Regions from separate parts of the Homo sapiens genome. Here region 1 is linked to region 2. Evidence: read pairs that join two places in POLR2A ChIA-PET (ENCODE). Cell type or tissue: GM12878. All regions are shown on one strand.

What was found. ChIA-PET counts read pairs that join two places held together with the same protein. Peaks named below come from ENCODE experiments on the same cell type or tissue, not always from the same donor. Only the 100,000 strongest peaks of a DNase experiment are listed, where the experiment ranks them.
Region 1: POLR2A ChIA-PET joins it to region 2 with 7 read pairs; 1 of 35 experiments calls an interaction of 5 or more read pairs at or near these places.

Annotation. Positions count from the first base shown.
Region 1 is chr5:141,506,425-141,508,924 of GRCh38, reverse strand. The region is part of intron 3 of PCDHGA1 (protocadherin gamma subfamily A, 1); the gene reads right to left. The region is part of intron 3 of PCDHGA2 (protocadherin gamma subfamily A, 2); the gene reads right to left. All of the region lies in intron 3 of PCDHGA3 (protocadherin gamma subfamily A, 3), which reads right to left. The region is part of intron 3 of PCDHGB1 (protocadherin gamma subfamily B, 1); the gene reads right to left. It also overlaps PCDHGA4, PCDHGB2, PCDHGA5, PCDHGB3, PCDHGA6 and PCDHGA7, and 13 more genes. Among named protein-coding and RNA genes, the nearest start is that of PCDHGC5, 19 kb to the right of the region's middle. RefSeq lists enhancers at 1-84, 940-989, 1,260-1,309. In GM12878, no CTCF peak of the experiment used is centred here; a DNase peak (open chromatin) is centred at 1,208; H3K4me3 peaks cover 1,103 bases; H3K27ac peaks cover 2,349 bases.
Region 2 is chr5:142,418,687-142,421,186 of GRCh38, reverse strand. All of the region lies in intron 3 of SPRY4-AS1 (SPRY4 antisense RNA 1), which reads right to left. Among named protein-coding and RNA genes, the nearest start is that of SPRY4-AS1, 95 kb to the right of the region's middle. In GM12878, no CTCF peak of the experiment used is centred here; a DNase peak (open chromatin) is centred at 1,476.

The sequences.
Region 1 (2,500 bases), 910 kb after region 2:
AAAAGGAAGCCAGATCCGCCACCGCCCCGCCCCCTCCCCTCCAGCCGTCAGCCTCTTCAGCCTTTCCCAGCCTGGGAATGGAAGGGGTAGGGGAGGGGGGCCCAGATCTGGCTTCAAAGAGCCAGGATTCCAGAGTGATTTAGGGGCTAGAGGGGGGACCTCAGAGGCGCCAGAGAAAGAGCGGGGTGGGGGGTGTAGTCTCCCTGCACACAGAAAAGAATGAGGAGGAACACGGAGAAGCAGGGAGAAGGGAGGCAGAGACAGAATGACAGGAAGGGCCTGACGGAGTAGCTAGAAGCTCGGCCCACCCACGTCCTATGTGCACCCAAGATCTCTGAGTAGCACCCCGAGTGGGTGCAAGTGACAAAGCCATCCCCCGCCCACCTCGTGGGGGGTGCCCTGAGGTTGGGCTGGACCAGGAGGGAGAGAAGATATGGAAATCCAGAATGTAAAAGAAAGAGAATATTTGCTCTGCTCTGCCACTAAGGAACTGTGTGAGCTTGGTCAAGTCTCTGCGTGGCTCAAGCCTGTTTTCCCATCTATAAATCTGAGGGGAAGAAGTTGGATTGCCAGCTTTGACTTTCTGTAGAGTCAGTTCTCCAGTGCCCCTCCCTCTACACCCCACTCCCCCCAAGGCCCACCTTGGTCAAGGACCGGGATTTTCTCTTGGTCCCAGGAGAGGCAGACTTAGGAGAGCCTCAAGAAGCTGGACATCTTCTGGCCTGGACGAGGTGGGGGTGATGCCTTCTCTCCTGTGCCAGCCTCTACTCAGGGAAACTCAGCCCCCAGCTCCCTGACCTCCCTCTGTCCTCTTAACCTACCCCATCCCAGGGCCAAGGCAGCAACTCCAGAGTAGCCCAAGGAGGCTGATTAGCTGGAACACAGCTGGCTGAGCTGCAAACCGCAGCCTCCTTGAGAGCATCCCTCCCCGCAGATGTTTATTTTAAAAGCCTCCTCCCAAGTGTCGGTTTTTACTCTCCCTCTTACTTAACCCCTCTCAGCAGCCCCACAGGCCTGGCTGGGCTGGACTTCAGGAACCTCTCTGGTTTCAGGGCTAGGAAGCGGGTGTGAAAGTGAGAGCAGGGCCTGACCCACCACCTCCACCCCCAGGGTCCGTTCCCCAGGGCGCAGGCTTAGACGAGGGTCAGGCCCTGTGTGGGCCAAAGGTGGGAGGCCTTGACAGGGGAACGAGCTGCATGACTTGCTTGGAGGGTTTGGGGCCATAAATACTGATTTCATTTCTGTTTTTAACATCTGGATTTAGGCTAAAAAGCTGCTTCCTGGCCTCAGGGCGCAAGGCCACAACAGCTAAATATACCTGTTTATTTCCCTCAAGAGGCCAACTTGGCATCTCCTCAGACCCAGCCGCCTGCCACTTTCATACTCAGTCTCTGGCCTCTCTGGAATCATAGCCCCACCAGACCTGGGACAGCTCTGCCTCAGGAGGCCAGCAGTCCCTGCCACCTCTCTCTCTGTCCTTCCGTCAGCTGTAGGCCTGGCCCCACTTAACCTCACAGACATCTGGGGTAGAGTTGCCAGATTTAGTAAATAAAAGTACAGGGCTCCCAGTTAAATTTGAATTTCAGGTAAACAATGAGCATTTTTTTTTTTAGTACATTATGTCTCATGCAACATTTGAGACTGACTTATGCTGAAATAGTACTTGCTGTTTATCTGACATTCAACTGTAACTGGGCATCCTGTATTTTATCTGGCAACCCTGATCTGGAAGAATAAAGCAGAGCTCGAGGAAGAGGACAGCCTCTCATCCTGCTCAGGTAATAGAGAAGCCGAGGCTGGATCCAAAGGCAGCCATGGTCCCTATAGTAGAAAGAGCATAAACTTAGGAGTTGAGCCAGGTTAGAACCTCAGCTTGGCAGCTCAAAACTGAGGACCCTGGGGCAAGTGCCTTCTCGGTTCTCTCATCTGTCGAGTGTGAGAAATCAGACCTGCCTTGCAGAGCTATTGAGAGGATTCATTGACAGGAGGCCCCTAAAGTTTGTTTAGTATGTGCCCAGGTGTGATGACAGTGCTTCTTGTGATTTCACCTGGTTCTCTACCCACCAGTCCTCCAGACATGCTGGAGGGCAGGGCTATCAGTTCATGATATAGGGCAATGCCTTGATCCTCTGCCAGCCTCCTTATAAGCCCAGGATTTGCTGCTCCAGAAGCTAGTCTTTATTAATAGGCATTATTCTAATTCTGCTTTCTACCCAGTAAAAAACGGGTTTGGGTCAGCAAAGATAATAATATATTGTGCCCTTACTCTCTGCCAATCCTGTGCTGAGGGACTTGCATTTGGCCCTGGTAACACCACAATGAGATCCGTTAATACTGTGCCCATTAATAGTAAGTGAAACCGAGGGGGTTTAATAACTTACCTAAGGACTCATTGCTAAGTGGTGGTGCCAGGTGCCAGGATTTGAATCCAGATTGGCCTGCCTCTAAAGCCTGTGCTCTTTTTTTTTTTTTTTTTTTTTGAGACAGAGCGAGACTGTTG
Region 2 (2,500 bases):
CTTTATCAAAGAGAACACTGACTTCCTATAGCACTTAACAACTGCAGCCTTCATTTGGAAATTAATGATGAGCTGCATATACTCTCTTCTACTTATGTTCATTAACTTTTTTATTTCCTACAGCTATTAAACCTTTTGTATGTCTTTGTATAATATGCCCCCACTAGGTCCCGTAAAGCAAAAACCACATTTTACTTAACTTTGTTTCCATCACAGCAGTCTAGCACACTGCCTTGTCTGCATTAAACATTTGATGACCACATGACTGATTGGTAACTAACCGACTGCATTTTACATATTACCATGCACATCTGTTGCTATGCCCAAAGTGAATTCACTCTTCCAGATACTGAACTTATGTGGAGGGAGAAACTTGAAGGGGGAGTGAGGGGAAACACTCTAAGCATGTCGAGAGCCTGAAGCAGATGGTGCTGTATAAAAAACCATAACATTATGGTTTCAGCTCTATGAGAAGTAACAATAAAATGTGCTCCCATGAGGTAGGACTAAGCCACTAATCCCCCTGGTACAGCTGGAAGCACAAAAGCTTCTTAAAGTTCAGGGACCTCAACCCACCTGGTTAGACAATAACCAGGCCAAAGCCTCATTTCTCAGCTGCTTTTGTTATCACTTGCTCCAACTCCCAAAACACTTAAAGAGAATTGTGGGAATTTTAAAATAAACTTGCTTGAGAAATGGGCCAGAATTGTATCATTTTCTTACAAAAACAAAAAATCCTTAATACTAGCTAGAAAAAAAAAACAAACAGGGCATTTCCTCCAGTTATTAAAAAAAATTCAGTAAATAAAATTTTTTAATTTCTACTAGGTACTGATTCGCTGTTTGAAATTTTGTCAGATTTCTCTCCTCTTTATGAGACTCTCAACAGGTGACTCTTCCTGGTCTATTTTTCATTCAATAAATAGTTCTAGAGAGCTGACTATGCTCTCTAAGGCTAGAATCTACTCAGTGCATAGACAAAAACAGAAGTGAGCTGTTCGTACGGCTTCTTCACATGTGGTTCCTTCAGTACCGAAATTTCATCTGCTCTAATGATCAACTTTACCCCTAGAATCTTTTTTTTTTTTTTTTTTTTTGAGACAGAGTCTCACTCTGTTCCCCAGGCTGGAGTGCAGTGGTGCACTCTCGGCTAACTGCAACCTCTGCTCCCAGTTTCAAGTGATTCTCCTGCCTCAGCCTCCCGAGTAGCTGGGATTACAGGTGCACACCACCATGCTCAGCTTAGTTTCGCATTTTTAGTAGAGATGGGGTTTCACTATGTGGCCAGGCTGGTCTTGAACTCCTGACCTCAGGTGATCTGCCCACCTCGGCCTCCCAAAGTGCTGGGATTACAGGTGTGAACCACCACGCCCAGCCTAGAATCTTTAACAGGATGCAGGAACCCCCAGACCACAAAGGAAGGGGAGATAATACAGCTGAAAGCACTGCACAGTTCAAACCCTGTCTCTGTTACTCATGCGAGTACGGGCCCTCACCATGCTTCAGTTACTCACACATAAAATGGGGAAGAAAACACTTCCTCTCTCAGAACAAAAGTGCCTGGTGCTTGCATAAATATTCTTTGTATAAATATTCATATCTATAAATATTATCATACAACCTTAACCCAGGGGTTGAAGACTAAAGTGTCTGTTGGTACAAACGAGTGTAGGAACTGGGTCAAGTGAACAGGAACTCAGAGTCAGGGAAGTGGGGGACTGGTGGGGCTGGGGGTGAGCCAGAGAACACCACCTCGCTAAGGGACTGGCCTGATGCAGCACGAGCCAATTGTGACCTCAGGGGATATGGCCCAGTGTCCTCTCTTTTTCTGATTTTTCAAGAGAAGCCAGCTCTCCACGGTTTGACAGGAAATCTCCTAATTTTTATTTATTTATTTATTTTTGAGATGGAGTTTCGCTCTTGTTGCCCAGGCTGGAGTGCAAATGGTGCGATCTCAGCTTCCTGCAACCTCCGCCTCCTGGGTTCAAGCAATTCTCCTGCCTCAGTCTCTTTTATAGCTGGGATTACAGGCAGATGCCACAACAGCCAGCTAATTTTTGTATTTTTAGTAGAGACAGGGTTTCACCATGTTGTTCAGGCTGGTTTCAAACTCCTGACCTCAGGTGATCCACCCGCCTCAGTCTCCCAAAGTGCTGGGATTACAGGCATGAGCCACTGCGCCCAGCTGAAAGCTCCTAATTTTTAAACGTTGGGAGGCAATATGGTGCAACAGTTAGGAGCAGGAACTCCAAAACCAGACCATCTAGGTTTATAAACCTCAGTTCTGCCATTTACCTGCATGTGATTTTTAACAACCTATTTAACCTCTTCATGTCCCATTTTCCTCATCTAAAAATAGATAATAATTAGTATCTATTTCATAAGGTTACTACGAGGAATAAAAGGTCAACATAAATGTATATACACAAGACCAGCCTGTGCAACATTGCAAGACCCCATCTCTACAAAAAAAAAAAAAAAAAGGGGGCAAAGGACTCAA